Linked DNA regions of Homo sapiens: region 2 is linked to region 1. A link is a loop called in an ENCODE intact Hi-C map of the cell type or tissue named here. Cell type or tissue: ovary. All regions are shown on one strand. Links, peaks and the distances in the headings refer to the core of each region. The heading gives the core; the rest is flanking DNA.

What was found. A loop is a pair of places that touch in the nucleus more often than their neighbours do. Peaks named below come from ENCODE experiments on the same cell type or tissue, not always from the same donor. Only the 100,000 strongest peaks of a DNase experiment are listed, where the experiment ranks them.
Region 2: it touches region 1 in a loop (2.4-fold over the local background); 34 of 110 quality-filtered maps call a loop at or near these places.

Annotation. Positions count from the first base shown.
Region 1 is chr3:57,818,764-57,835,127 of GRCh38, reverse strand. It overlaps SLMAP (sarcolemma associated protein), which reads right to left. Exons shown (of 25, transcript NM_001377540.1): 3 at 3,598-3,745. Among named protein-coding and RNA genes, the nearest start is that of SLMAP, 71 kb to the right of the region's middle. RefSeq lists an enhancer at 2,931-3,432. In ovary, for the core only: a CTCF peak has its summit at 8,619; no DNase peak of the experiment used is centred there; H3K27ac peaks cover 2,126 bases.
Region 2 is chr3:57,639,830-57,656,193 of GRCh38, reverse strand. It overlaps DENND6A (DENN domain containing 6A), which reads left to right. Exons shown (of 20, transcript NM_152678.3): 10 at 9,756-9,878; 11 at 10,438-10,533; 12 at 14,447-14,541. It also overlaps a transcript of PDE12 not described here. Among named protein-coding and RNA genes, the nearest start is that of DENND6A, 45 kb to the left of the region's middle. In ovary, for the core only: a CTCF peak has its summit at 9,308; a DNase peak (open chromatin) is centred at 9,222.

The sequences.
Region 1 (16,364 bases), core at 4,185-12,184:
TTTTTTGAGACAGGGTCTGGCTCTGTTGCTCAGGCTGGAGTGCAGTGGTGCGGTCATGGCTCACTGCAATCTCTGCCTCCCAGGCTCAAGCCATCCTCCCACTTCAGTCTCCCAAGTAGCTGGGACTACAGGCGTGCGCCACCACGCCCAGCTGATTCTTGCATTTTTGGTAGAGATGGGGTTTCACCATGTTGCCCAGGCTGGTATCAACCTACTTGGCTCAAGCAATCCACCTGCCTCAGACTCCCAAAGTGCTAGGATTACAGGCATGAGCCACTATGCCAAACCCTGGCCTAGTATCTTAATTGAAATTTTTCATCTATTGTTATAAATAAAATTAATTATAGTTTTCTTTTTTGTATCTATATCTTTATCAGATTTTCACATTAATGATATGCTAGGTTCTTTAAAGGATTCTGAAAGCTTTCCATCTTTATGTTTGGAATTACTTAAATAACACAGGGTTTATCTGTTTTTTAAAAACAGAGGGATCAGCTGTAAATCCCTCTGTTTCTGGTGTCTTTTCAATGGTGAATCTTTAATAACTTTTTAGTCTCTTTCAAAAACAATCAATTAATCAAATTTTTCCACTTCTTGAGATAATTTTGCTAGGAAAACATCAATTTACTCTAATTTTTTCTTTTCTCTTTGCCATAGATAGCCATATAAGATTCTCTTATTATTCTTGTAGTATATCCTGTATTTGTGTTTTATTTCTCCTTTCTCATTTCTCATCTTGTATATTTTCGCTAGTATTTTTAACTTAATGCATTACGGTTTATTAATTACCTTGTTCACTGTTTGTTTTCTTTTTATTAATAAAAGAACCAGCATCTGGGTTTGTTTATCCCTTGTAGAATTTTTTGTTTCATTAATTTCTGCTTTTATTTCTCCTTTTCAGATTCTTTTACTTATTCGTTTTCTAATTTCTTCTGATTAGTGTCAGATTTCTTAATTGTCTTTCTTCTTTAACATGAATGGAATTTAAGATTATTAATTTTATCTGACTAAAAGACTTACTGTATTTTGGCATAAAAGTCTCCTCTCTTTACAATACAGTGTGAAATTTCCCTTTTGATTTCCTCTTTGATCCAGGGGTTATCTAGTAGTGTTGCATAATTTCAGGAGCATTCTCCAAGTGATACAAAAGTTATCACAGCACTGTTTAGCATAGGATAAAAATCAATACTTTTTTTCTGGTATGTCCTTAAACAGGTAGTACTCAACTGGTGACACAGCTGTATCCCAAGAGCCCGTGCTTAACATAAGTCAACTTTTTGAAGCCAGTAAGTACCAAAAGAAACAACATTTTAAATGTTGCAAGTTTTTTTTTTTTTAAATCTAATCTCCTTAAAGTTAGCATAAAAGATAAATCAAATTTCACAGAAGACTGTAAAAATCTAATGTTACTGGCCAGGCGTGATGGCTTAGCCTGTAATCCCAGCACTTTGGGAGGCTGAGATGGGCAGATCACGAGGTCAAGAGAACGAGACCATCCTGGCCAACATGGTGAAACCCCGTCTCTACTAGAAATACAAAAATTAGCTGGGCATGGTGGCATGCACCTGTAGTCCCAGCTACTCGAGAGGCTGAGGCAGGAGAATCACTTGAGCCCGGGAGACAGGTTGCAGTGACTGGAGATGGTGCCACTGCACTCCAGCCTGGCAACAGAGTGAGACTCCGTCTCAAAAAAAAAAAACTAATGTTACTAAAATAAGATTATACTAAGAGGAACCTTGAATCTCAGGGTCATCTTCTTAGCTTTCTATAGCATTTTCTAAAGAGTATCCCTCACAGATAGACCCTCACAGATAGATGGGAAAAAACAGTGGAAAGGAGTTTGGAAAGAGTTGCATTCTATAATGGCCACCTCCTTGGAAATCTGCATATATGTTAGCATATTAAAAGCTCCAAGAAGTCCTGCTTATCTTACCTAAGTATTCTCTAAATGTATTTCATTACCTCATCCTTTTTGTCAATCAACACCTAATAATTCCCTTTAGGAAATGCAAGCCAAGAAGACAGACATTCCTTGGAGAGAAAGACAATGTAATCAAATTCTCTTTTTCTCTATGGGTTACTCACAGTTGGGGTTCCATTTAATGAGCTCGGTTTACTGTTTGCTGAATGACTTGTAGGTGTGATATGGCAACAGCAGATATAGGAGTGTCTAATGCAGCTGTTCCCAGTATGGTCATATATAAGTTGAATTCTCTTAGTAAGAAGTGTCAATATTCTTTACCAAAATACAAACCTTTCTTTTTTGGTTTACAATTGTAAATGGAAATTCCTAAGATGTTGGCCCTGCCCAAATTCAAATATCAAAACCTAACTTTCTGAGGAGGCCAAAAAAACCCATTAAAAATAATACTGCTGTTGCAATACCAGTGAAAGTATATGCATAAATATGCATATGAACACACACACACCAGCATCATCAGCATTATCATCATCACCACCATCACCATCTCTACTATGCAAAATTCTGACCAGTATCACCAGATCAGAGTATGTTCAGACAAATGAAAGGAGAAACTTGCCAAATGGTTGCACTATCCATATTAAACTAATGAAGTGGAACTAAACACTTATGGTTTTTATCCATTTAGTTTTATGATTTAGCTATATAATTTCATGGTCATAAAGAAGACCGTGAACTAGGTAGAGGCAGGAAGCTTCTGAATTGTAAAAACAAAGATCAATCTACATTTATTTAGCTAAAGAACTTTCAAAAATTGTGAGACATTAAATTTTATTTTATACTTGTGATAGCTACTATTAGCTGCCTACCTCTACTACCTTTCCATCTTCTTTCTTGCTAAGAGAGCTCTAATTTTGTTTGGGGTAACAATGTACACACAACCTGAAGGAATAAATCAAAACTGATCTATGTCAATCATAGATCTTCTTGCTCCCTTTCACGAGATTAAGTAACTTCACCAGACTTCTTTGTAGCTGCAGGTAACTATGTATGCGATCTACCCATGTGGCCAGTGAGACCTAAGGAGAAATCTGCTGGGAGGATTCTGCAAAAGATTGTTCTTTCAACATAAGAAGAGAGCCACACAAGAAGGCATTTTATCCCCGCCTCATCCTTTTTGCCTAGGATACTGGTGTGAGGAAAATGATGCCTGGGGCTTGCAGCCATCATCTTATGACCATGAAGCAACAACCAAAAGCATGAGAAACTAAAATGTTTAAGACAGTAGAACAGGAAGACAGTAAGACCCTGGATCCCTGATGATCTCATTGAGTCAACTGAACAAATGAACCTATCTGCCTCCAGATCTCTCATTAAGTCTCATCATCAATAATAAATATCCTGTGATTTAAGCTTGTCTTGGTGGGGTATGCTGTCATTGCAGCTGACTGGTCCCTGACTGTGATGAAGAATATAAACTACTAAATAACACTTCAGAATTTAAAATTTTAGAAGAGCAATACGGAAAGTATGAGACTTTTAACTTTTCACTGTATATAATGCTGTATTTAAATCGCTTTCACAAGCATGTAATGTTTCATAATGTCAAGTAAGATAATAAAAAATTAAATAACCTTTAAAAGACAAGTAATAAAAAAAGTGATCCATACCCGTACCTTTCCGTGTATTCTCTGTCACGTCTACTCCAAACTGGATAATGTCACCGGAAAGAATTTCACATGGTGGACTTTCTTCAGAGCCTCGACTCAATCTCTGGCTATTTATAAAAGTACCATTACTACTTTTAGTGTCTTGAAGATAAAACTGCAAAAAAAAACAAAAACAAAAAAGGGCCAAATATTAATAGTAATAATTCCAAATGTACTTTTTAAAAAAATGCTTCCAGCTTTGCCAACTATTGCAAGTGAATTTTTCCCCTATTAATTCAAACCACTCATTTCAGCTAAGGTTCTCCTTTAATATATATGAAATTAGAATCTGAAAACTAGGTGATTTAAAATTCAGCTACATAAAACGGTACAACCTCTTTGGAAAAAGAGTTTGTCAGGTCCTCAAAATGTTAAACATAAAGTTAGTATACAACTCAGCAATTCCACTCCTAGGTATACATCCAAGAGAACTAAAAACATGTTCTCATAAAAACTTCTACACAAATGTTGGCATTATTCATAATAGCCAAAAAGGGAAAATAATCCAACTATCCATCAACTGATAAATGAATAAACAAATGTGGTAGACATTCATATAACTGAATATTATTTGGCAATAAAGGGGTGAAGTATTGATAACATGCTATAACATGAATGAACGTTTAAAACATTATGTGAAGTAAAAGAAGTCAGTCACAAAAGACTGATGTATTATAATGATTCATTTTATATGAAACATCCAGAATAGGCAAAGCTATACAGACAAAAAGTACATGAGTGCTTACAAAAGGCTGAAGTGGCAGGTAGGAATGGGATGGGTACAAGGTTTCTTTTTGAGATGATGAAAATATTCTAAAATTAGTGGTGATGGTTGTCCAAATTTGCTTCTCATCACTTGGGTAACCCTCCCTCTTTAAAAACAGAAAGGATAGCAGGAGGCACAAGAAGCCTACCTATTTATCACTTACAAATCCTTAAAAATTTCAGCACAACTGGGATCACACACAATAGACTTACTAGGAAGAGAACCACCAGTAAAAAAAGACGTACCTTTCTTTTTCGATTTTTCTACACTCTTCAGCCCTACTTATTTTAGTAACACATTTTCGCTGAATTTCTTCCTAAGGAAGAAAGGTAAAAAGACACCTAATACACTATATATCAAAATATACTTTTGCCATCAGGCCCTCATTTAACATTAAAGCTATGATAAAGATATTACTATTTTAGGCCAGGTGTGGTGGCTCACGCCTGTAATCCCAGAACTTTGGGAGGCTGAGGCGGGCAGATCACTTGAGGTCAGAGGTTCGAGACCAGCCTCGCCAACATGGTGGTGTATGGTGGTGTGGTGGCACGTGCCTGTAATCCCAGCTACTTGGGAGGCTGAGGCAGGAGAATCACCTGAACCCGGGAGGCAGAGGTTGCAGTGAGCCAAGATCGTGCCCCTGCACTCCAGCCTGGACAACAGAGCGAGACTCCATCTCAAAAACAAACAAACAAACAAAAAAAGATATTACTACTTTCATTTATAAAGGAAAAAAGTGAGATGCAGGTATATTAAGTATCTTTCAAAAGTCACAGAACTGGGGAACACAGAAGCAAGAGTTCAAATAAGAAAATTAAAAGGGCCATTTTTCCTCATTACTTCACAGGGGACACAGACTTTATGTTTCATTTATCCTTCACCCCTCCCACAGCTCTCTTCCAAAATTAAATACAACTAAAGACTAAGAAGCAATCTGCAGAAAATGTTCAAATTACATTTCATTTCATTAATTGGTAGCTGACAATATAAAGGCCACTAGGCTGTCTATAAATGACTTATTCTCTGTTTATAATTCAAAATAGACCAACTGTTACTTTGATTAGCAGTTTGTATATCTAATTACAGACGATTAATTAGAAAATTGTGTTGATATTTTAAATACATTTGAAACTTACAGGACTTAACATTTCACCCAGGGAGATAAGGACAGACAATACTTTCAAGTAGGAATATTTACCCTCAAAATTTTTTCTACACTGGAACTTAATGTTACATTGTATAAGAGAGTTTTTTTTTTAATAAATATATTCTTGGGAAATGTGGTAATGTCTGGATTCTGGTCAGGTTATTTTTAGTAATATGTGCCTGGGCAAGTTAAATAAGGGGATTATATGATATTTACAGTGGTTTTCAAACTTCAAGTTCTGATACATTAGTGGGTTACTAAGCCAATTTAGTGAGTTGCAACTAGCATTTTTTAAAAAAACATAAAATGGAACAGAATAAAAATAAAGAATACATGAAAAAAGGTTTATTACTGTTTAACAACACTGTTGAAAAACAAAAAGAAATATATGTACATATATATACAACATATATATGTATGTATATCAACACCTCATGTTTGTAGCTTCTATATAACTCTAAAACCACAACATATTTTCAAATTTAAAAGGTTTTACATCAGGGCCCAGACACAGTGGCTCATGTCTGTAATCTCAGCACTTCGGGAGGCCAAGGTGGGAGAATCACTTGAGCCCAGGAGTTCAAGACCAGCCTGGGCAACAAAGTGAGACCCCATCCCTACAAAAAAATACAAAAAATCAGCTGGGCATGGTGGTGCAGGCCTGTAGTCCCAACTACTCGGGAGGTTGAGCTGGGAGGATGGCTTGAGCCCTGGGAGGTTGCGGCTGCAGTGAGCCATAATCATGCCACTATACTCCAGCCTGAGCAACAGCATGAACTCCTGTCTCAAAAAAAATTTTTTTTCTTACATCAATATCAACCCAGGTTCTTTTCATTCTGACATGTCTATATTACCGTCCAAAGCATACCATGGTACCTTTGGCCTCCGTTTAGCTTGAACATATAATTTATATTAGTTGCTCGTTCTTCTTCTGCTTTCAACCTGCTAATGGCTTTCAAACACCTTAGAATAAAATCCGAAGTCCTTACCATTGTAGCCCTACAGGATCTGGTCCTGGTTCCCTCACAACTCAATCACTCCCACTCTTTTCCTTCTGCATCCTTTTCAGTTACACTAACTTCTATTCATCCCCCTAACCCTCTGTACTTGTATACAGCTACAGCACATTAGTTTAGTTCTCTACAGAAATATTTTCATTTATATAATTTAACCTTTTGCCCTTGGCTGTTTTGAAAGATTGACATATTAAAAAAAAGATTCTGTACCTCCTGTAAAACAATTTACCATTAATCAGTCTACATTATGTATAGAAGTTATTCTGTTTACTATCAGGTTAGGTTTCTAAGGTATAAAAATGTTAAACTAGGCTGGGCATGATGGCCTACGTTTGTAATCCCAGCACTCTGGGAGGCCAAAGCGGGTGGATCACCTGAGGTCAGGAGTTTGAGACCACCCTGGCCAACATGGTGAAACCCCATCTCTACTAAAAACACAAAAAATTAGCTGGGCATGGTGGTGCACGCCTGTTATCCCAGCTACTCGGCGGCAGTGAGGGGCTGAGACAGGAGAATTGCTTGAATCTGGGGGGCAGAGGTTGCTGTGAGCTAAGATCGTGCCACTGCACACTTCAGCCTGGGCAATAGAGTGAGACTCTGTCTCATAAATAAATAAATGTTAAACTGTTTGCAAGGGCCTAGAAAGGGAGTATGCTTATAGTCCCTGGGTACATTTCCAGCAAGTAGATATATTACTTGATCCTTTGTCAAATTCAAACCAGAAATATCCTTCTCCTCTATGCTGATAACCTTCTTCTATCAGGCTTTTATTCCCTCCTCTTAAAAGGAGTTTTGACCACATTAAAAAAGAAATAAAGAATCTGTTGAAGTCTTAACTATCTTTCTTTCCCAGTAGCCTAAGGAATGTCCTAGCAGCTGTAGTATTTGCATTAGCCACCAGACATTCACTTTGATGTTGAGCAGGTGAGTAAGGAGCTCTGAATTTAAAAACCCTGTGTGGCTTAAGGTGAAAGTTCAACAGCAGCACTTTCATTGTTTTAAGGTTTTAATTCTTTGATCAACTCCTTGCTTTCCCTGAATAAACTTTAAGTTCCCAACAATCAGGCATTGATGGTGATCCTTGAATTGAAAGGTTTACCCCTGTCTCATCAGTCACTTTTCCTTGTCTCTTGCTGATTAACTTCAATGACACAGGAACAGCACTTCACAGGTTGCACAATTTGCTCTTTGACCTTCAGAAAGTTCCTGCTATAGATGAATTCATTCCATAAATACATACATTTTGCATCACTTTCAACTTTGCTACAATCTGTAAATATTTTCATTTCCATTATAATGATACACTGATTCTTTTTAACTCTTTCTACATTGATAGGTTTTGCAATATCCAAACACCAACAGATGAATAACATTTGAAGTAAAGCTTCAGAACAAAGCACAAATATAGTAGACACACCACAGGCCAGGGGCCACAAACTCTAAGTCCATATAGGGGAGTTCTTAAGATATGAATGCAGAATAGATTCGAGGTAGATAGCAGATACTGCAACAAAAATTTTTAATCTCCTTGAATCACCACCTAAAATCAGAGTGACTAAGATAGCAAAACCAAAATCCCATGGGAAACATTTGTAACAAAAGTAGGTGACACAGTACCCACACAAACCCCAAAATAAGAGTGGGGAAGACCACCAAAAGCCACAAGACCTGCATGGAATCAGCATCTGTGCAGAAGGATACGTAAGGAAACAAAGGGGGCATTTGGGGGACTTGAGGACAACACCAAAATAGCTATTAGGTGTTCACTGGACAGTATGGAGGCCAACTGAAGAAAAGCTGGAAATGGGAATGGTGTGGCTCAATCCAATAACAAGTGAGTGCAGGGTAAGTTCCTAAAAAGGCTGGAACAGTCTGAGCCATATAAATTCTTAAAACCAACCTACCAACCAAAGCTACCTTCCAGGAATGGGCTCCAAACTGAGGGAAAACTGCTGGGAGTGGAACCAAAATTAAGCAGAACAGGGACAATAGAGACAAGGAAAGAAAAGGTTCAGATAAAAGTTGAGAAGGGGAAAGGAAGCCACCATATTTTTAAACATTTTACAAAAACAACAGAAGAGGGAGCTCTGTGAATTAGAAAAGTTATCCTGAACCATGACCCCTTTTTAAAGTTCAGGAAAACCAATTTCATATAAAAATTAGCAACAGAAATGTATCAAGGTCACATCCATACAGTTATTTTAAGAAAAAAGAGAATAAGGAGCAGAATAGTATCTTTACAGATAATGAAAAACAGACCTTGGGAAGAGATCAAAACTGTAAACTTCTATTTCAAAACAAGCTAAAAGACATTAGAAAAATAATTCAAGACATGAAAGAGCAAAATAAATCACAATTATACAACTCAAGAAAAGGTGAAATAACTCAAAAGAATAGAAGTAAAAGGAAAAATTCATTTTAGAAATGAATACAAATTAGAAGGCTCACAAGAGTGATTAAATATAACAAATAATGCCTTAGAGTAAATAAAAGGTTTTAAAAAGGGTAAAATTTTTTAAAACCATAAAGAATGAAGAAAGTGACATCAGCAAAATGCCAGAGTAGGCAGCTCCAAGCTCCCCATAGAAACACTGAAAAACAAGCAGAAACTATCAGAACCAACTTTGTTAAAAGTCTCGAAAACAGTCAAAGGTTTACAGCACCCAAGTAAACGCTGAATCAAGAAAAAGGCAATTAAAATATAGGAAAGCTTTGTGGCATTACTTACCCTAGTCCCATCCCCCTCTCCAGCACAAAATAAGTCTTGGAGACATCAGCCTGCATTCCCAGCGTGGGACACCCTGGTACCTAGTTCCAGAGGGAGCAGAGCAGACCTTAATCACAAATTATTTTGTCTAATTTTCACCTGTCTGGGGCTATAGGAAGAACTGGTGCAAGGCTTTCATCTTTGTTTTGCCTAACTCAGAACTCATCCAAGCTGTAAAAGTGGCTGGCATTGCTTTGTTAAGTGGGATTTACCCTAGGTGGTTCAACTTTAAAAAGGTATTTTATAATATAAAAATGTTTAAATGCCCCACATTTGTAGAAAATGAAAAAAAAAAAAAAAAGAAAACACACAATCATCTCAATGCAGAAAAGGCATTTGATGAAATATAAAATCTTTTCACAATAAAAGCACTCAGAAAGCTAACGTTAGAAGGGAACTTCCTCAACATGATAAAGGGCATTTATAAAAAACCAACAGCTAACATAATACTCAATAGTAAAAGACTGAAAGCATTCCCCATTGAGATCAAGAACAAGACAAGGATGCCGGCTTTCACCACTGCTGTTCAACACTGTACTAGAAGTTTCTTGTCTAGAAAGAATAAAAAAAAAAAAAGGCATTGAAATTGGAAAGGACGAAGTAAACTATGTTTATTCACAGATGACATGATCCTATATATAGAAAACCCCATAGAATTCACATGAAAACTATGAGTTAAACAAATCCAGCAAATTTGCAGCTTACAAGGTTAACACACAAAAAACAGTGTTTCTACATACCAGCAATGAATAATTCAAAAAGGAAATTAAGAAGACAATTCCATTTCCATCTAGAAGAATAAAATACCTATGAATAAATTTAACTGAGGAGGTAAAAGATTTTTACATTTAAAAACTGTAAAATATTGCTGAAAGATATTAAAGATGGTCTAAATAAATATAAAGATGTCCCCATGTTCATGGACTGGAAGTCTTAATACTGTGAAGGTATCAATATTTTCCAAAAAAATCCACAGATCCGGCACAATCCCTATCAAAATTCCAATGACCACCTTTTCTGCAGAAATGGAAAAGTCCATCCTCAAATTCATATGGAAATTGCAAGGGACCTTGAGTAGGCAATATAATCCTGAGAAAGAAGAACAAAGTTGGAAGATGCATATTTCCTGAATTCAAAACTTACTACAGAGGTACAGTAATCAAAACATTGTGTTACCGGCATACGGACAGATATAAAGATCAATGGAATAGAACCTAGAGTCCAGAAATAAATCCAAACATCTACAGCCTAGTGATTTTCAAAGTCCATTCAATGAGGAAAGAATCATCTCTTCAATAAATGATGCTGGGAAAACTGGAGAGACACATGCAGAAAAGTAAAGTTGGACCCCTGCCTCATACCATACACAAAAATGAACTCAAAATAAATTAAAGAGTTAAATATAAAAGCTAAAACCATAAAATACTTTTCGGCCATTATTTCTCTGACTATTTTTTCTGTCCCTTTCTCTCTCTCCTTCTAGGATTACCACAATGCATATGTTGGTAAGCTTGATGTCTTCTCATAAGTCCCTTAGGGTATGTTCATTTCTCTTCAAATTTTTCTCTCTGCTCCTCAGACAGGGTAATTGCAATTGCTTTGTCTTCAAGTTTACTTATTCTTTCTTCTGCCTGTTCAAATCTGCCATTGAACTCTCTACTGAATTATATTTTTTATAATTTTCATCTCTGTACTATGTTTCCCATTGATACATTGTTTTCCTGATTTCCTTTAGTTCTTTGACCATGATTTCCTTCACCTCTGTGGGTATATTTAAGATAAAGTTTTTTTTAATGCAGCCAAAAGACACATGAAAAAATGCTCATCATCACTGGCCATCAGAGAAATGCAAATCAAAACCACAATGAGATACCATCTCACACCAGTTAGAATGGCGATCATTAAAATGTCAGGAAACAACAGGTGCTGGAGAGGATGTGGAGAAATAGGAACACTTTTACACTGTTGCTGGGACTGTAAACTAGTTCAACCATTGTGGAAGTCAGTGTGGCGATTCCTCAGGGATCTAGAACTAGAAATACCACTTGACCCAGCCATCCCATTACTGGGTATATACCCAAAGGATTATAAATCATGCTGCTATAAAGACACATGCACACGTATGTTTACTGCGGCACTATTCACAATAGCAAAGACTTGGAACCAACCCAAATGTCCAACAATGATAGACTGGATTAAGAAAATGTGGCACATATACACCATGGAATACTATGCAGCGATAAAAAATGATGAGTTCATGTCCTTTGTAGGGACATGGATGAAGCTGGAAACCATCATTCTCAGCAAACTATCACAAGGACAAAAAACCAAACACCACATGTTCTCACTCATAGGTGGGAATTGAACAATGAGAACACATGGACACAGGAAGGGAACATCACACACCGGGGACTGTTGTAGGGTGGTGGGAGGAGGGAGGGATAGCATTAGGAGATATACCTAATGTTAAATGACGAGTTAATGGGTGCAGCACACCAACATGGCACATGTATATACATGTAACAAACCTGCACGTTGTGCACATGTACCCTAAAACTTAAAAGTATAATAAAAGAAAAATAAAAAAATAAATTACCCAAATCAGAAAAAAAAAGATAAAGTTTTTGTCTGATAAGTCCAATGTCCGCATTTCCCCAAGGATGGTTTCTGTCCATTTTTCCCCCCAGCAATGGGCCATACTTTCCTCTTTCTTGTATGCTTTTTAATTTTTTCTGGATATTTTGAATACTGTAATGTGGTAACTCTGGAAATCAGGCTCCCTTCTCTCCCCAGGACTGCTGTTGTTACTTGATGAGGGTGGCAGCCAGCCATTTGTTTAAGTGAATTTTCCAACCTATTCTTTGCAAGGATTATACTCCCTGCCATATGTGGTCACTGAAGTCTCTGTTATCTCTGCAGTCATCCAGTGACCTAACACAGATTTCCTTAAGTGCCTGGATCCAATAAGAAAAGGAGTTTGAGGGAATGTGCTGTCTCTTTAAATCTTAAATGGCTAATGCCAAGTAAGTCATTTCAGCTTGTGGGGGTTGAAACAGCTGGCACCTCAGCAATTAAAAATAGCAATCATAATACACAATCCCAATTTTTAAAGGTCCCAAACGCCCACCTGGGGACCAGCAAGTCATACCAGGAACACAGGCAACCATCACCTGGCTGCTACAGGATTGAGGGATGGGAGATGGTAGCTACTATGCCAAACACCAAAACAATGAAATTCTTTGAAACTTACCAGCCTCTTTCCTTATCAAGTACTCCCTTGGATGCTGCAAATGTTCTACTAGACTCCAGAGTTCCAAAATAGTTGCTTCAGACAGTTCATGCGAGCTCAGTAGTTCTTCTGGTGGAGGAATCAATTCAGAGATTCCTACTCTACCTTTTTCCGTGGCATCAGATTAAGAAACTGAGCCTCAGGCATATTAAGCAGAGTGCCACGACCTCACAGCTATTGCAGATTTAACACTGTTATTCCTGCAAAATTTCCACACTGCCTTTCTTCCCTACTTAAACACTCTCTGATCTTTGACTCCAAACTTATGAAATCCCATTTCATGTATAAAGACTTCCTGAAGCAATCAGAATACATAGAGCCAATTTCAACTCTACCTCCATCATTAAGGCAAATCACTTAGTCTGTAACATCTACTTGGCACCTATCTTGGAGAGACTGCACATCCATAAAATCATATGGAGAGCAACCCTAAACTGAGAATAAATTAAGACAGGATGAATTAAGTACCAAAATCCTGAGAGCCTGGTGGGAAATACAGTTAGGCATAATCAGTTGCTAAGGAAGCATTTATGAGTGAGGGTGGTAATCAGAATGAAAAGGCAAGGAGAAAGAGGAGGAGGAGGAGGAGGAGGAGGAGGAACAGGTATTGCAGCAAATTTATATATAGCTAAGGCCCCCAGAGGGTAACAAAAACCAAACAAAGGAACAAGTGGAAAAATGCAAGATACAGCTGTAAAGAGAGGGCCTTTGGCACTGGACTAAGAAGTTGCAATTTCTTAAGACAGAAGGCACTACTGACAGAGTTGATGAAATATTGTTTTAGGGAGATTAATCCAACAGCTTTGATGATCTAGCAGCTGTGTGTAGGATGAACTGCAGTGGGAGTCACCAGAAATAAGGAGACCCATGATTTGTTCACTTTTGCCACCAACAATTTAGTCGCTTCTTAGAGTATACAAACTTAGTAATTATATGCATGTTCAACATTAATTAATTTATTTATATAACCTTTCTGGCTTCCTGGCTAACAAAGCATCACACATTTCTGAGGCTGGAATTTTTAATTGTGCCACTGAAGGGAGAAATAAAAATCTTTATTCATATTCTATAGGAAAATATATAGAAGTGGTGAAATGTTTTCACCAAAATGAAATCTCACATGTAAACTAGAATGAAACTTGCCAATATATTACCCGAACGTCTTACAAATGATGTTAATTTGCCAAGATTTTTTCCACCTAGTGACATTCTAGATGTGTTCACTGTACAATAAATCTTTCTTTTGGGGCCAGCTCACAAGGAAAAGTGGAGAAAGAAAAAGTATTTCTACATGGGAACTGAGATAAGTCTCTACATGGGAGCTGAGATAAGATTATGAAAGACAGAAATAGGGAAAGTGGTAAAGATAAATTTTTAAAAGTGTAATCAAAACAGTATAAAGCATATAAAACCCAACTAGAATTATTACATATTTCTTAAATATGCTTTCAAATTAAGACAATCCTTCACTGAGAATTCAGGACAAAGTAAATTAGATTTCTGAATCTCAGACACCTATGTTGAATTCTGGAAAGCCTCTATATACCTGTCAGGGTCATCTAAAAACTTGTAAGATCCCCCTTAATTTGCCTTAAGTCCTGTAGATAAAGGAGGGCCTGGACCTTAATGGGGCAATATTCACCAGGCAGTAGGGGCAGGAGTGAGACTGGGACCTGCCTAAAATGAGAATTTCTAAGATGAGGTAAGCTTGAAAGAAAACCTGGATATGGAGGACGAAGTGGACCAGGAGGAGCAGGACCAGAGAGAGCTGAGTCCCCCGCTGGAGGTATCTCTAAGGTTTGCTTACCTATCTCCCTGGAATTGCCCTTTGCAGCCTCTCTGAGATGGTCGCTAGGAGGGCAGAATCAATTCTACAATGTTGGCAGAGGTCCAGATTACCCTGCAAGGCAAAGAAAGCCTGCATGTATGGAACCTTGGACCATTTGCCCTCGCGTTTACAGATACAGTTCTGAGAGATGGGGTGGTAGTGGGGGCGGGGGCTGAAAGCCTACAGCAAATTCTAATTTGGCAGTGATTAATCTATTTCCCACACCCCAAAACTGATGGGTTGACAAGAAAATTCTGATTATTTTTTCCTCTCGGGGTGTGTTAATCACAGCAAAAAAGCAGCTGTTTGTCTTTGAGGCTCCTACTTAACTGATACTAAAGAACAGATAGTGATCTCAAACTCAATCTTTTAGACATCAAAAAGTCTCTAATTACCTCAAAGGATATCAAAATTATTAATACCAATATTTTAAATATTACATATTTTACCCAAATGTCATGTATTTTAGCATATTAGGAACAGAACGAGGGGATATTGTGATATTTTAAATATGCAATACTCTCACTACACTTCATGATTTTCCTCACAAAATGCTAACTATCCTGGGGTCAGCTGAAACAACAACAAAATAATTGCACCACCACTCTTTATCTCTGTTAAAAACCCTCACACAGACCAGGCACAGTGGCTCACACCTGTAATCCCAGTGCTTTGGGAGGTGGAGGGGAAGGATCGCTTGAGCCCAGGAGTTCAAGACCAGTCTGGGCAACATGGTGAGACCTTGTCTTTACAAAAAATCCAAAAACTACCTGGGTGTGATGGTGTGTGCCTGTGGTCCCACCTACTTGGAGTCTGAGGCAGGAGGATCACTTGAGCCCAGGAGTTTGAGGCTGCAGTGAGCTATGAGGCACCACTGCACCCCAGGCTTATGACAGAGTGAGACCCTGTCTCAAAACAAACAACAACAAAAACAACACCTTACCCATAGAATAACAGCCATGTTTGCCACAAAAGGAAGTACCCGTGATCACATTTGTGGGAAAAAAAGAACAAGGTCACTAGGTTTAAAGCCTTATAAACTGTTTAATAATGCATACAATGGGCTCCATCTAAGGATAGTTGATATTGATCTATACAGTCATTAAGAGGTAGGAGAGAGAGAAACTAAAAGAAAAAAATTTCCATTAAAGATTGGTAAAATTGGAAAATCATAGGACTATGCATCTTATTTGTGGGGGGGAAAAACCTGCCCACACACAAAGAATTTATTTGGCAAACAAATTCAGTGGAAATGTTAAAAGACATAAATAGTACACCTGCCCAAAAAAGAACATTCATAGCTTTTAAAAATGCTTTAAATTTATGAGGTAATGAAAATAATTATGATGGCCTTTTCATTCTTTAGGCACAATCATTCAAGTTGGCATATAACTTTGTTTCAAACATCTTGGTCTTTACTCATATTTCTTCGTTTTTAGTCATAGTTAATTCTTTGAGAGATATATCTCCTCAAGGCTTTGAAAATTTAGACATCCACAGGTAAGTTCTTTAAAAATTATAATAATTCTACTTTGAAAGACAAAGCAAACAAACTTTCTGGGGACCATAAGTGAATAAATGGAAATAATAACAATGCAATTTATGAAACAGTCATTTTGTCTGAAATGGGAAATGACTATTTGGAAGAAGGAAAATAAACTCCTTATGTGAGTTTAGTACAGAGGCTCTCATTTTTCTGCTGCCACATGATTCAGCTGTTCAAACACCTCTCATGATATCCAGCACTTCTCAGAATTAGTAATGCTCCCAGTTAAGAATCACTAATTCTTTTAAAATTTTGAACTGAAATTTAGTAATAGAAAGTATCACATTCAAATTCTATCTCTATTTATGACTTAAACATAAGTCCCTAGACATTTTTCCCTAGGAAGTTTTTGGAGCCAAAGCTTATGAAAGTATG
Region 2 (16,364 bases), core at 5,382-13,381, 180 kb after region 1:
GGGAGGAAATCTACTACATAAGGGCTGCGGGCATTTCGTGAGGTGATGGAACTATTCTAGATCTTTGGTAAGGGTAAATTTTACTGCATATAAATTATAAATGTGACTTTTAAAACAAATTAATTTTCTTAAAAAGTACATGTTATGGCATTATTAGGATGAAAAGAGGGAGTGTCCCCAAAATGAATAAATATTACAGGCAAAATATACTAAGAAGAATGTGTACATTTCTCGTTTTGATACTTGACTCATTAAGGAATAATTTGCAGAATTGGCATAAATTAATATAGAGTTCAATTATTGGACATTTTTTCTTTTGAACTTCTGGGTATGAGTCTTACGCTTTATTGTTTGTTACTGATTATCTTAGCTTTTGTGGTAATCTTGCATATCCCATATCTGAAATGGTCAGAATCAGAAGTGTTTTGGATTTTGGACTTTTTTGCATTTGGGGATTTTTGCATATACATAATGAGATATCTTGGGGATGGGCCCAAGTTTAAACACAAGGGTCACTTATGCTTCATATACACCTTATACACATAGCCTGAACGTAATTTAAAAAAATATTTTTAATGATTTTGTGCATGCAACTAAATTTTGATTGCATTTTGACTTTGACTTACCTTGAGGTCATAAGTAGAATTTTCCACTTGTGGCATCATGTCAATGCTCAAAACCTTTTGGATTTGGGAACATTTTGTAATGTAGATTTTCACATTAGGGATGCTCAACCCTTAGTTAATTACCCCCATCACTAACACCTTTGATTAGCACATGTCTTGTCTCCTGGATATGAATTACATAATATTGTTTTAAGAGTGGGGCAAGTAAGTTTGTTGTTTTTAAATTCTTGTTTCCCGCCAGATGCAGTGGCTCACGCCTGTAATCCCAGCACTTTGGGAGGCCGAGGCGGGCGGATCATGAGGTCAGGATTTTGAGACCAGCCTGACCAACATGGTGAAACCCCGTCTCTACTAAAAATACAAAAACTAGCTGGGCATGGTGGCGGGCCGCCTGTAATCTCAGCTACTCAGGAGGCTGAGGCAGGAGAATTGCTTGAACCCAGGAGACGGAGGTTGCAGTGAGCTGAGATCGTGCCACTGCACTCCAGCCTGGGCAACAGAATGAGACTCCATCTCAAAAAAAAAAAAAAATTCTTGTTTTCCAAGAGATGAGAAAACCAAATTTTGAAAAATAATCTCACACAGTGATAGTATTATATCAAGCATTTAATATCTAATGATTAGATTAATGCTTTATTTGTGACTGTGCTTTTTGTTTCTGTAGAGCTTACATTTCACGTTTATTAGTGTGAATGAAAGTTTACATATTTATCCAGTTATATTGAAGGTGATAGATTTACACCAAGACTGAGCTTGAAAGCAAAGTAAAGAGACCTAGAAAGGCATTTGAATTTGAGTAGCAGAGATACAGTTGAGTGTAGGCGCTCCTTTCACTAGGTCAAGGTCTATTCCATGGACCACGCCTTTGGTTTCAGCTTTCTTGATCACAGAAATAGTTTCCTCATTCTGTTTTTGAGGTGAGATTAGAATTGAAGGGCAGTTTTCTGTTGAAAGAAATAGACATTTTCTTGCCTTAGAGTCAGGGACATTTTACTTGATGATATTTGCTATTTGTTCCTAGTACAATGAGAGACACATCAGTTATCACCTCCTGCCACCTGCTTCTCTCCCCTGTTCCCTATTGTGACTTGAGAAACAAGTTATTTTGGCTTTCTACCGCATTGGCTGAGTAGACAACAGTTATAGCTGTTTCTATGTTTCAGAGATTGAGAAAGCCTGTCACCACATAAAATGTATCTGATGCTATCTGACACATGTTGATTTCCTTTGGGTTTAGGTTTCAGATTATAATAACATACTATATCTTTCTCAAAAGGTTGAAACCACTGTTTAATTCTTAGAAGTGAATTTCTGGCTGGGCACGGTGGCTCACACCTGTAATCCCGGCACTTTGGGAGGCCAAGGCAGGTGGATCACGAGGTCAGGAGATCGAGACCATCCTGGCTAACACGGTGAAACCCCGTCTCTACTAAAAATACAAAAAAAAAAAAAATTAGCCGGGCGTGGTGGCGGGCACCTGTGGTCCCAGCTACTTGGGAGGCTGAGGCAAGAGAATGGTGTGAACCCGGGAGGTGGAGCTTGCAGTGAGCTGAGATCGTGCCACTGCACTCCAGCCTGGGTGACAGAGTGAGACTCCATCTCAAAAAAAAAAAAAAAAAAAAAAAAGTGAATTTCTAATTATTTTCCCAAGGCATGGCTGTTTTGGTGGTGGGAGCTTAGCATAAAGGCATGATACGCCAGAATGGGAATATAAATGTGGTACTAAAAAAAAAAAACCCAGTGATTTCCTTACAGACCTTCATTTCAGTAATCCTATACTGCAGTTAATTTGGAGCACGCTACCTTTTTTTTTTTTTTTTTTTAGATGGAGTCTCGCTCTGTCGCCCAGGCCGGAGTGCAGTGGTGCGATCTCGGCTCACTGCAACCTCCGCCTCCTGGGTTCAAGCAATTCTCCTGCCTCAGCCTCCCGAGTAGCTGGGACTACAGGCTTGTGCCACTACATCCGGCTAATTTTTTTTATTTTTAGTAGAGACGGGGTTTCACCGTTGTTAGCCAGGATGGTCTCGATCTCCTGACCTCACGATCTGCCCGCCTCAGCCTCCCAAAGTGCTGGGATTACAGGCGTGAGCCACCGCGCCCGGCCTACTACTAATATTTTTTAGTTCGAGAGAAGTTTCCTTTCCTGAATATTAAAAACTTACCTCCCACCCAAAAAAACAACTTTGATAACATATTATCAGTATAATACAAAGCTTTCAAAGAATGATTTATCTTGTAACTATACTTCCTATCTTCTATGTGTGCCCTTTGCTAATAATATATTAATATACTTGAAAGACAATAATTTGCAACTTGGTGCCTTAAAGGAATCCCACTATTAAAGTCAGTTGGTGAGATGTTTTCATGTAGGCCTTTTTCATTTTTCCTTTGCTTATTTTTACAAACCAACAGAAAAGTAGTAAGTACAATACAGAAGACTTTTTTCCCAAACCATTTGGTAGTAAGCTGGCGACTTGGTGCCCTGTCATCTCTTAATACTTTAGAGTCTATTTCCTACAAACAAGTATACAACGCAACCATCAAAATTGGTAAAATCAACATTGATAAGTTAATATCATCTAATACTAAGACCAGTTCAAATGTTACCAGTTGTTACAATAATGTCTAGTTGAGAATCATCTGTTGCATGTAGCTGTCACATCTCATTAGTCATCTTCAGTCTAGAATAGTTCTTTAGTCTCTGACTTTCATGATCCTGATATTTTGCAGATTACAGGACAGTTATTTTGCAGAAACTCCTCAGTTTAGGATTGTCTGGTATTTACTCCTGATTAGATTGAGGCTCTGCATCTGTCAGGAGGTGGCATATAAGTTGAGCTTGACTTGTTATTGATGATGTTCAGTTTGATAACTTGATTAATGTGGTATCCTCCAAGCTTCTCCACTGATAAGTTAATTGTTTTTTCTTTTGTAATTAGGTATTTTTGGGGGAGATATTTGAAACTATATATGTTATTTATTGATGTGTAACAAATTATCCCAATACTTAGGCTTAAAAGAACAAACATTATTTCACACAGTTTCTGAGGGCTGGAAATCTGGGAGCTGCTTAGGTGGGTAGTTCTGGCTCAGAGTTTTTTATGTGGTTGCAGTCAAGTTGTTATCTGTGGTTTCAGTCAGTTGGACATAGGAGTCTGGAGAGTCTGCTTCCCTACAAGGCTTACTCGCACAGCTTGGCTGGAGATCGCAGTTCTCTGTGGCTGTTGTTAGGAGGTCTCAGCCCTAGCCTTATGGACTTCTCCATAGGGCTGCCTAATGTTCTCACAACATGGCAGCTAACTTTTCCCAGAGCAAGCACTGAGAGAAGGCTGAAGCCACAGTGTCCCGTATGACTCAGCCTTCAAAGTTGTACATTGTCATTTCTACCGTATTCTGTTAATTACAATCAAACCAGTAATCCAGTCCGCGCTCAAGAACGGGAGAATTAGGCTCCATGTTTTGAAAGGACTGTCAAAGAATTTGTGGACAGATGTTATTTATTTATTTATTTTTATTTTTATTTTATTATTTTTGTAGAGAGGGTGTCTTGCTATGTTACCCAGGCCAGTCTTAAACTCTTGCCTCAAGTGATCCTCCCACCTAGGTGTTGGGGTTACAGGAGTGAGCCACCATGCACAGCCTGGACATATTTTAAATCACCACACTATTTTTATATATCTGTTTGGACTCTGATTTCTTGTTTTATTCAATAGATTCTAATCCATTATTACCTATTTTGATATTCAAATTGTCCCAGTTTAGCCAGTGAGAACTTAGTACAGGGTGGCTTCTATGTTCTTTTGCCATATCTCTGTCATTCTTTGAACACTGTCTTGCTTTCTGGTGTGAGATATTCCGGGTTTATCTTTTTTTTTTTTGGTAATTAAATAAACTGGTTTGTAATTATCATATCATACAATATTCAACCTTTTAAAGTACAATTCACTAGTTTTTTAATATATTCACAAAGTTGTGCAACCATCACTGCTAATTCCAGAACATTTTCATCACCTCAAAACATAACCCTGTACCTATTAGCAGTTCCCATTCCCTCTTCTTCCCAGCCCCTTGCCATTACTAATTTACTTTCTGTCTCTATGGACTTGCCTGTTTTGGACATTACATTTAACTAGAATCATACAAAATGTGACCTTTTGTGTCTGTCTTCCTTCACCCAGAATAATGTTTATAAGGTTCATCTGTGCAGTATCATGAATCAGTACAGATGCTCCTAGACTTATAAGGGGGTTATGTCCTGTTAAACCCATTGTAAGTTTGCAAATTGTAAGTTGAAAGTGCGTTTTTGATATTTTCAGTTTACAATGGGCTTATCTGGAGGTAAGTCTGTCATATGTTGAGGAGCATACTGAATGCGTACTGCTTTTGCAACATCATAAAGTTAAAAATTGTAAGTCGACCCATTGTAACATGGGGACTGTCTGTACTTCATTTTTTTAATGGTTGAATAATATTCCATGTGGATGGGCCAGGTGCAGTGGCTCACGCCTGTAATCCAAGCACTTTGGGAGGCCAAGGTGGTCAGATCATCTGAGATCGGGAGTTCGAGACCAGTCTGACTGGCATGGAGAAACCCCATCTCTACTAAAAATACAAAACTAGCCGGGTGTGGTGGCACATGCCTGTAATCCCAGCTACTCTGGATGCTGAGGCAGGAGAATCTCTTGAATCTGGGAGGCGGAGGTTGTGGTGAGCCAAGATCGCGCCATTGCACTCCAGTCTGGGCAACAAGAGCAAAACTCCATCTCAAAAAAAAAAAAAAAATTCCATGTGGATATACTACATTTTGTCTATCCATTCACCTTTTGATGCAGGTTTGGATGGTTTACACTTTTGGTTATTATGAATAATGCTACTGTCCACATTTGTGTATACGTCTTTGTGTGGACATGTTTTCCATTCTCTTGGGTTCCAGATCATCTTGTATTTTCTCTTCCCAAGCCCTAGAACCAGCCATTTCTCTAAAAAGCCTTTGTTCTTTTTAGCAGAGAATAAGATTTAGAAGACAAGATCTGGGCACTTGGTGTGCTTATTGATATTGAGATATCATTGCTTTTAGACCCTCTCAAGTGGACAAAGCTAGGATGTGTGTGTGTGTATGTATGTGTGTGTGTGTGTGTGTGTGTGTATGTAAATGCATGTATATATACACACTCATATATTAAATTATTTTTTATTAACTGATTTAATCAATACCTCTGTTAGTAATCAATGCTGCATCTCTGCTGCAACTTTTTTTTTTTTAGGTTTTTTGTTTATTTCAAAAGGTTTTTGGGGAATAGGTGGTGTTTGGTTGCATGAATAAGTTCTTTAGTGATGATTTCTGAGATTTTGATATACCCATCACACGAGGAATGTACACTGTACCCAATATGTAGTCTTTTTATCCCTCACCCCCTCCCTCCCTTTCCCCACTGAGTTCCCAAAGTTCATAGTATCATTCTTATGTCTTTGCATCCTCATAGCTTAGCTCCCACTTATGAGTGAGAACATATGATGTTTGGTTTTCCATTCCTAAGTTACTTTAGAATAATGGTCTCCAATTCCATCTAGGGCGCTCTGAATGCCTTTATTTCATTCCTTTTTATGGCTGAGTAGTATTCCACGGTGTGTGTGTGTGTGTGTGTATATATATACAGAGAGTCAGAGCCCAAAAAGGGGAAGATGGCACCCACTTGGAGACGTGGTCTAGTGGGATAGAGTAACCTGAATGAGACAGGAGGGTATCCATGGGGGTGGGGGTGGGGGGTCAATCCAACAAGGAGAATCAGAGAGTGAGCAGGGTAAGGAGGGTATCCATGCAGAAGGGAAGCCAGGTGTAGAATGTCAGGGCCCAGGGGAGATGAGAAAAGTATTAGCATGGGGGACAAATATATATATACACACATACAACTATATATATATATATTTTTTTTTTTTCACTCATTGATTGATGGGCATTTGGGCTTGTTCCATATTTTTGCAATTGTGCATTGTGCTGCTATAAACATGCATGTGCAAGAATCTTTTTTTTTTTTTTATGACTTCCTTTCCTCTGGGTAGATACCCAGTAGTGGGATTGCTGGATCAAATGGTAGATCTACTTTTAGTTCTTTAAGGAATCTCTGTACGGTTTTCCATAGTGGTTGTACTAGTTTACATTTCTACCAACAGTGTAAAAGTATTCCCTTTTCACCACATCCACACCAACATTTATTATTTTTTGATTTTTTGATTATGGCTATTCTTGCAGGAGTGAGGTACTAGTGCATTGTGGGTTTGATTTGCATTTCCCTGATAATTAGTGATGTTAAGCATTTTTTAATGTTTGTTGGCAATTTGTATATCTTCTTTTGAGAATTGTCTATTCATGTCCTTAGCCCACTTTTTGATGGGATTGTTTATTTTGTTCTTGCTGATTTAAGTTCCTTATAGATTCTGGATATTTGTCCTTTGTTTGGATGTATAGATTGTGAAGATTTTCTCCTATTCTGTGAGTTGTCTGTTTACTCTGCTGATTATTTCTTTTGCTGTACAGAAGCAAAATAAGTCCCATCTATTTATCTTTGTTTTGTTGCATTTGCTTTTGGGTTCTTGGTCATGAAGTCTTTGCCTAGGTTTATGCCTGGATGGGTTTTTTCCAATGTTATCTTCTAGAAATTTTATGATTTCAGGTCTTAGATTTAAGTTTTTGATTAATCTTGAGTTTGTTTTTGTAAAGGATGAGAGATGAGGATCCAGTTTCATTCTTCTACATGTGGCTTGCCAATTATCTCAGCACCATTTGTTAAATAGGGTGTCTTTTCCCCACTTTATGTTTTTGTTTGCTTTGTTGAAGATCAGTTGACTGTAAGCATTTGGCTTTATCTCTGGGTTCTCTGTTCTGTTCCATTGGTCTATATGCCTATTTTTATACCAGTACCATGCTGTTTTGATGACTATGGCTTTACAGTGTAGTTTGAAGGCAGATAATGTATTGCTTCCAGATTTGTTCTTTTTGCTTAGTCTTACTTTAGCTATGCAGGCTCTTTTTTGGTTCCATATGAATTTTAGGATTGTTTTTTCTAGTTCTGTGACGAATGATGGGAACAAGCAGTGTAAGGAGGGCATTGATGGGAATTGCGTTGAATTTGTAGATTGCTTTTGGCAGTATGGTCATTTTTACAATATTGACTCTACCCATCCATGAGCATAGGATGTGTTTCCATTTGTTTGTGTCGTCTGTGATTTTTTTCAGCAGTGTTTTGTCATTTTCCCTGTAGAGGTCTTTCACCTCCTTGAGTAAGTATATTCCTTAGTATTTTATGTATTGCAGCTATTGTAAAAGGGGTTGATTTGATTCTCAGCTTGGTTGCTGTTGGTGTATAGGAGAGCTACTGATTTGTGTACATTAATTTTGTATTCGGAAACTTTGCTGAATTCATTTACCAGTTCTAGGAGGTTTTTGGATGAGTTTTTAAGGTTTTCTAGGTATATGATGTCATCAGCAAACAGTGACAGTTTAAATTCCTCATTACCAATTTGCATGCTCTTTATTTCTTTCTCTTCTCTGATTGCTCTGGCTAGGACTCTGCTGCAACTTTGTCCCCCAAGCTAATAGTTTTCTCATCCCCACTGGGCCCTGACATTCTACACCTGGCTTCCCTTCTGCATGGATACCCTCCTTACCCTGCTCACTCTCTGATTCTTCTTGTTGGATTGACCCCCCACCCCCACCCCCATGGATACCCTCCTGTCTCATTCAGGTTACTCTGTCCCACTAGACCACATCTCCAGGTGGGTGCCATCTTCCCCTTTTTGGGCTCTGACTCTCAACACCAGGTCAAGCCTCACATGAGTGCTCTCCTTACCCTGCTTGTGTGCTTACCCTACTCCAGGGTACTTCTCCATGGAGATACCCTCATTTCTCTGCTCTGACACCTTATGCCAGGTGGTCCCACATTGTGACAACCTCCTCAACTCATTCTGTCTTTGATGCTACTCATCAGGCTACCTGTCTGTGCTTCCTGGGCTCTGTGAACTGAAACCAAATAATCCCCACACATGTATACATTGCTCACCACATTTGGGCTCCAGCAGTTCCACAGTAGGCCACTATCTGCATGTAGATGTCCACCTTACCTTACATAAGCTCTGACACGCCTCCCTGGTCAATACGGCTCTCTTTCCCTCATGGCAGAGATACCTACCATGTTCTGCTTTAGGACTGAGTTGTTTAGGAAGGGAAGAGGAAGAGCTCCTTTGCCTTACCCATGAGCTGTTTTTTTGTTGTTGTTTGTTTCTTTTGTGGCACTTATCTTGTTTTTGAATAGTTAAAATTAACTCCCCTAATTTCCATCTCATAATTTGTTGCATATTTTTGCACTTAATTGTTGTTTGATTTTTCTTTTCTTTTTTATTTGCATGTGTGTCTTTTCAACTGAGTGGATTGGTTGTGATTTTCATAAATAGATAAGATTTTCCCCCCTAATCTACTAGGAAAATTTTTTACCAAGCCAGGAGGAAATTCCTAAATAAGTGAAAGTTACCAAGTGTCTTAGGCCTGGTAACATACTAGCAGAGTTGTGTCCCAACAGGCCTCCACCCAATTCCAGGGCTGCTGTAAAAATACTCAGCACTTCTGTAGAGGGAGTATCTGCCCAGGAGTTTCGCTCTTGTTCAGCATTAGCACTCCCCCTTGTGATTTGTCATCATTCTTTAATGTCAGAAGTATTGGGTTTTAAGTTAAGTATATCCAATAAGTGCCCTTGGAAAATTAATTTTTCTTATTTCCTTAAAAATATTTAGGATTGAAATTCAAAGTATCAAAGCAATATTGATAAAATAGATCGATCATATGGTACAACAATTTGAGAATTATATGCTTTTATTGTCAGTTATTCTGTGTGTCAATATATTACATTTAATTTTGTAAAAATTAGGATGAGTCAAATTGATAGATATTTTTATGTGGATAAAAGGGACTTATGTCTCTATACATCACCATATTCTAAATGAATTTGTGTATCAGATCAGGATACAAATAGCAGGAAGAATTTATATCAATGTGGAGTTTTTAGAAAGATTATGTAGGAATTTTAAAAACAGGATTGGCTACATTAAAAAGTATTTCTACTGTGCATCACCTTTCAGGTGTTTCTGCCCAGTTTTCCTTCATAGTCAGATGCTCTGGGAGCTGGTGCTGTTGGGGGAGCCCCTTGTGGTTATGGCGCCATCACCATCGGAATCATCAGAGACTGTATTGGCACTTGTTAAGTGAGTCTATTTGGTTACTATTTCTGGGTTTTTTTTTTGGATGCTGCAGTACTTAACCTGTTGGTGATATTTGCAGCACTTCCCACCTGTCGTATTTTTCCCCACCCATTATTGCATTGATCCATGCAAAAACCCTATCAGAAGGTAATGCTTATTATAGCACCATTTTATGGATGAGAAAATTGATTCAGGCTCCCTGAGGGCTGGAACCATGCCTTTGTTGTTCTGAGTGGCAGGCACATTGATTCATTACATGAAGTTGTTCCTTGATAAATATTACTTGTGTGAATGATCAGTGTAGAGTCAAAGGCACATAGCTAGTGAACAGTAGAGCCAGAATTTCACCGCATCTTCTGCCCCAAACCCAGTGTGTTCTTTCAGTATGCCATTTCACATTACATATATCTGTCTTTCTAATTCTGTGAAATGAGTTTACCATTTATTAAAATAAACAAAGTATCCCTTTGTGTGTATACCGTTTGTATAGATGTTTTCTAGTTATAGATTAGGACCTTTAATTTCTGTGTCCTTTATTTTACATGTTCTTCCTGCTCCACAGCTGTATTTCTCCATTAAAGTACTTCAGTGATTTCCGACCTTATTTCACTATTCATGATAGTGAATTCAAAGAATATACTACCCGTACCCAAGCTCCGTAAGTAAAAATAACTTCTATTGACCAGGTATTACCTTTATAACCAAAATTGTGTAGAATTATTTTTGGTAATAAAAGCTTATAGGCAGAATGATCTTATAAAAGGAAAGTTTGAGGAGCTGCTGGAAATAATTTTAGATTTTAAGAGTTAGTACCTTATTTGAGCGATTTTATGTATTTATTTTTATTTATTTATTTTTGAGACAGAGGTTTGCTCTGTCGCCCAGGCTGGAGTGCAGTGGCATGATCTCGGCTCACTGCAACCTCTGCCTCCTGGGTTCAAGAGAGTCTCCTGCCTCAGCCTCCTGAGTAGCTGGGATTACAGGCATGCGCCACCACGCCCGGCTAATTTTTGTATTTTTAGTAGAGACAGGGTTTCACCATGTTGATCAGGCTGATCTCGAATTCCTGACTTTGTGATCTGCCTGCCTCAGCCTCACAAAGTGCTGGGATTACAGGTGTGAGCCACCACACCCGGCCCACGTGATTTTATTTATTAATGGAAGCTATATTGTCATTAATAGCGACTGGGTTGTACTTTCAGTTGTACTTCTTTATGAAAAATCTTTTCAATCTGTAAAAAGAAAAAATAATCTTACCCTTTCCCTTTTAGCTCTTGCTCTATCGCTCACCTTCTTTTTACAGCTAGATTTCTAAAGCAACAACAAAAATCTGCATGTACGATCTCCACTTCCTGATTTTCTGGTTGCTTCTAGTCAACTGCGGATTGACTTCTTCATATTCACTGAATTTGTTCTTGCCAGATCATCAATACCCTTCTCACTGTTTCACCCAGTGGGCATATCATTGCCCTGTTTTTCCTTTTCTTTCTGTCTTTCCCCCTCCCCTCCCCTCCCCACCCCTCCCCTCCCCACCCCTCCCCTCCCCTCCTCACCCCTCCCCTCCCCTCCCCACCCCTCCCCTCCCTTCCCCTCCTCTCCCCTCCTCTCCCCTCCCCTCCCCTCCCCTCCCTTCCCTGTTGCCCAGGCTGGTCTGCCACCTCTTCTTTCTTGTAACATTTACACTTTTAACCTTAAAAATATTTTAATCACCAGCCAGTCGTGATGGCCCATGCCTGTAATCCCAGCACTTTGGTAGGCTGAGGCGGGCAGATCACTTAAGTCCAGGAGTTAGAGACCAGCCTGGGCAACATGGCAAAACCCTGTCTCCACAAAAAAAATACAAAAATTAGCTGGATGTGGTGGCATGCATCTGTAGTCCCAGCTACTCATGAGGCTGAGGTGGGAGGATGGCTTGAGCCTAGGAGGCAGAGGTTGCAGTGAACTCAGATCGTGCCACTGGACTCCAGCCCTGGGGAACAGAGTGAGACCCTGTCTCAAAAAAAATTTTTTTGTAAATCTCTAATACTGTTCTCTCCTGGGCTGTCTTGTGGTGCATCCCAATCTTCTTTGCAGACTTCTTTTCTCTACGAATCCCTTAAATGTTGGTGTTCGCTAGGTATTGTGTTCTGAGTTCTGATTTCAGACTGATAGTTTTTTTTTTTTTTTTTTGAGATGGAGTCTGGCACTGTCATCCAGGAGGGAGTGCAATGGCGCCATCTTGGTTTACTGCAACCTCCGCCTCCCGGGTTCACGAGATTCTCCTGCTTTAGCCTCCCAAGTAGCTGGGATTACAGGTGCACACTATCACACCCAGCTAATTTTTTGTATTTTTAGTAGAGACAGGGTTTCACTATATTGGCCAGACTGGTCTTGAACTCCTGACCTCGTGATCTGCCCACCTTGGCTTCCCAAAAGTGTTGGGATTACAGGCATGAGCCACCACGCCTGGCCCAGACTGATAATTATTTCTGTACAGTTTTTTTTTTTTTTTTGAGACAGAGTCTCGCTCTGTTGCCTGGGCTGGAGTGCAGTGGCATGACCTCAGCTCACTGCAAACTTCACCTCCTGGGTTCAAGTGATTCTCCTACCTCAGCCTCCCAAGTAGCTGGGATTACAGGCATGCACCACCACACCCAGCTAATTTTTGTATTTTTAGTGGAGATGGGGTTTCATCATGTTGGCCAGACTGGCTCGAACTCCTGACCTCAAGTGATCCACCCGCCTCAGCCTCCCAAAGTGCTGGGATTACAGACGTGAGCCACCGTGCCTGGCCCTTTCTGTACAGTCTTATCTGTACCCATGGCTTCTGTTAATACCCCATGTTAATGACTGAAATATATCTTTCTAGCCAATATCTCTGTGAGGTCCAGACCTATATAACCAGGCGTGTGTGTGTGTTGTGGGGGGAGGGGGATGTTTTAAGCACATTGCCCCATAGAAGATAGAAGTCTTAATGGCATCTGAAACTAAACATGTGCAAACTGAATTATTTTTGTCTCCCTCTTTTCTCCCCTAATCTCATACCTCTTCTTTCTTTTCATGGATGGCATTAGTTTTCACTTAGTTCTCAAAACCTTGTCATAAATTTCTCCTTTGTAACATGCCCCACATTAAATTTTACCAAATTCTGTCAGTTTGATATCCTAAAATATCTCTGATTACATTTCTTATCTTCTTTCTATTGCTCCCTTTCCAGTCTTACTGCCTCTCATGTTTTGCATATCCAAATTTGCTTTTCCCTCAACCCCTTCTCTCCTCATAAGATAACTTCCAAATTTCTTCCAGAGTGATCTTTCTTTTTTTTTTTTTTTTGAGATGAAGTCTCGCTCTTGTCCCCCAAGTTGGAGTGTGATGGCGCGATCTTGGCTCACTGCAACCTCCACCTCCTGGGTTCAAGTGATTCTCCTGCCTCAGCCTCCCCAGTAGCTGGGATTACAGGCGCCTGCCACCACACCTGGCTAATTTTTGTATTTTTAGTAGAGATGGGGTTTCACCGTGTTGGCCAGGTTGGTCTCGAACTCCTGACCTCAGGTGATCTGCCCACCTCGGCCTTCCCAAAGGGCTGGGATTACAGGCGTGAGCCACCGCGCCTGGCCGATTGATCTTTCTAATAAGTGCTTTTTCTTTCATGCGGCATTCCTCCACTTGGTTATCTGGTAGTTTCCCTTTGCCTGTAAGATAACATCTAAACTTCTTAGCATACTAACATGGCTCTAATGATCGGGCAACAATATTCTCATTTCTGACTATTCATCCTTTCTGCTTTTGCTCCAGGAATGCTAAACTCTGTGTAGTTCTACAGACAGGCCATAATGTCACTTCATTGCTTTGCACATAGTTTGTTCTGCATCACTCTTCCCTCTCTCATCCACTTGGCAAAAAACGCCCACTCATCTTTCACGTCTTCCTGTAAATATTACCTCCTTGGTGAGGCTGTCCTTTAATCCCCTGGTAGACATAGGTTCTCCTTTGTGATTATTATGCTTTTTTTTTTTTTTTTTTTTTGAGACAGAGTCTCACTCTGCTGCCCAGGCTGGAGTGCAGTGATGCAATCTCAGCTCACTGCAACCTCCGCCTCCTGGTTTCAAGCAATTCTCCTGCCTCAGCCTCCTGAGTAGCTGGGATTACAGGTGCCCACCAGTACGCCCAGCTAATTTTTTGTAATTTTAGTAGAGATGGGGTTTCACCATGTTGGCCAGGTTGGCCTCGAACTCCTAACCTCGTGATCTGCCCGCCTCAGCCTCCGAAAGTGCTGGGATTACAGGCGTGAATCACCGCGCTCGGCTAATTGTTGTGCATTTTAAACCACCTTCACTGTCTTCTAATTTTGGCATCATAACTGGGTGTGTATATCTTTCTTCCTGTGTGCTGCTGGAAGGACCGTGTCCTTTCGTCTTTTTATGTCTAGTGTAAAACGTGTTGCCTGGCATGTAGTTGATATGTAATGTGTTGAATAAAGGAAAAATCAATCTGTGTATTGTTCATTGAAAAAAAAAGTAAACTATTCTTCACTGATTTAGCATTCATCTTTTTCTCACCTTTTTTATTTTGTTTTGTTTTGTTTTTTATAGGCCCTCAGTTATATTAGGAGTAACCAACCCTTTTTTTGCTAAGACACTCCAGCACTGGCCACACATTATTCGAATAGGAGACCTTAAACCTACAGGTAAAGTATAAACTTGGTGTTCTGTTTCTAGTGTGCAGTGTTGCTGAACAGGTTTCTTTCTTTTCATCCTTGATTATTTTTTATGTTGATGGCAGCTTTCTTCAAGGCCTTTGGAGAAGGGTATAATTTCCTGCTAATTTCCCACTAAAATATGCAGGCTCTTATAATATGTATAATCTGTCATGTCCTCCTACCAAAAAATATACTTATAGTGTTATATTATTATAGAATAATAATATAACACTTATAGAATTATAGTAAAATGAAGTCTTAAAAATGTTAGCTTTATATATATTAAATATATACTTAAATATATATTTTAATATAATATATTGAATATAAATATATATTTAAATATATAATATTTAAATATATATTTTAATATAACATTGAATATAAATATATAATATATATTTAAATATTTAAATATATATTTTTATTACTTAAATATTTAAATATATATAAATATATATTTAAATATACTATATATATATTTAAAAGCCCAATAAAACAGAACTTTCTATATATATAGAAGCCCAATAAAACAGAACTTTCCAATACTGCTTGAGTAAAACCTTATAGAAAACTAGAATTATTCCCAACTTATCACAAAATACACAGCTAGGTCTCAAAACAAGTATATGTCCCTGTAGCACAGGTTATTGATTTAGGGAGCGGTTCAAAGTGTCTTTTCATATGGAAAAGACATACAGTACCTTGTTCATGGTAGGAGTTTAACAGATGTTTAAGTATATGAATTCTGAGGTTGGAAGTTTTGTTAACCTAGATGACAACTAAATGGTACATTAATTAAGGACATGAGTCTTGCGTATGAGAAGATATGAGAAAATTTTTTAAATCTTAATTTAATCTTGACATTTATTTCATGGTTTGGGCGTAGTAATTTAGACTGTTTTATTAATTGTAATGTAGCGGACTACTGACTATTTTCTCCTTCCAATGGAAGACATCTCTCCGACATGACAATGGACATTCATGAATTTTCCACTGAAATAGTTGGGATTATAAAGTTATTTTCTAATAACTTTATAATGTACTACATTTATCTATTTATGTGACAGAGTCTCACTCTGTTGCCCAGGCTGGAGTACAGTGGCACTATCTCGGCTCTCCCAGGTTCAAGTGTTTCTCCTGCCTCAGCCTCCCAAGTAGCTGGGATTACAGGCACCCACCTCCTTGCCCGGCTAATTTTTGTATTTTTAATAGAGACGGGGTTTTGCCATGTTGGCAAGGCTGGTCTCAAACTCCTGAGCTCAGGTGATCTGCCCACCTTGGCCTCCCAAAGTGCTGGGATTACAGGTGTGAGCCACCACTCCCTGCCACTACCTTTTTTGTTTTTTGTTTTTTTTTGTTTTTTTTTTTTGAGACAGAGTCTCACTCTGTCACCCAGGCTGGAGTGCAGTGGCATGATCTCGGCTCACTGCAATCTCTGCTTCACGGGTTCAGGAGATTCTCCTGCCTCAGCCTCCCAAGGAGCTGGGATTACAGGCGCCCACCACCACGCCTGGCTAATTTTTGTATTTTTAGTAGAGACGGGGTTTCACCATGTTGGCCAGTTTGGTCTCAAACTCCAGACCTCCAGACCGCCCACCTCGGCTTCCCAAAGTGCTGGGATTACAGGCTGAGCCACTGCGCCTGGCCAGCAACCACTACTTTTAAAACTTGTTCCTTTTGTTATACATAGATATATTTAAAACATGACTTAATCATCTGATTTTACAAGATATTCCTTCTGGTATATACATATATCTAAATGGAAGTATTAGAATCAAGGATAACATTTTAAATAGTACTGTTTACAA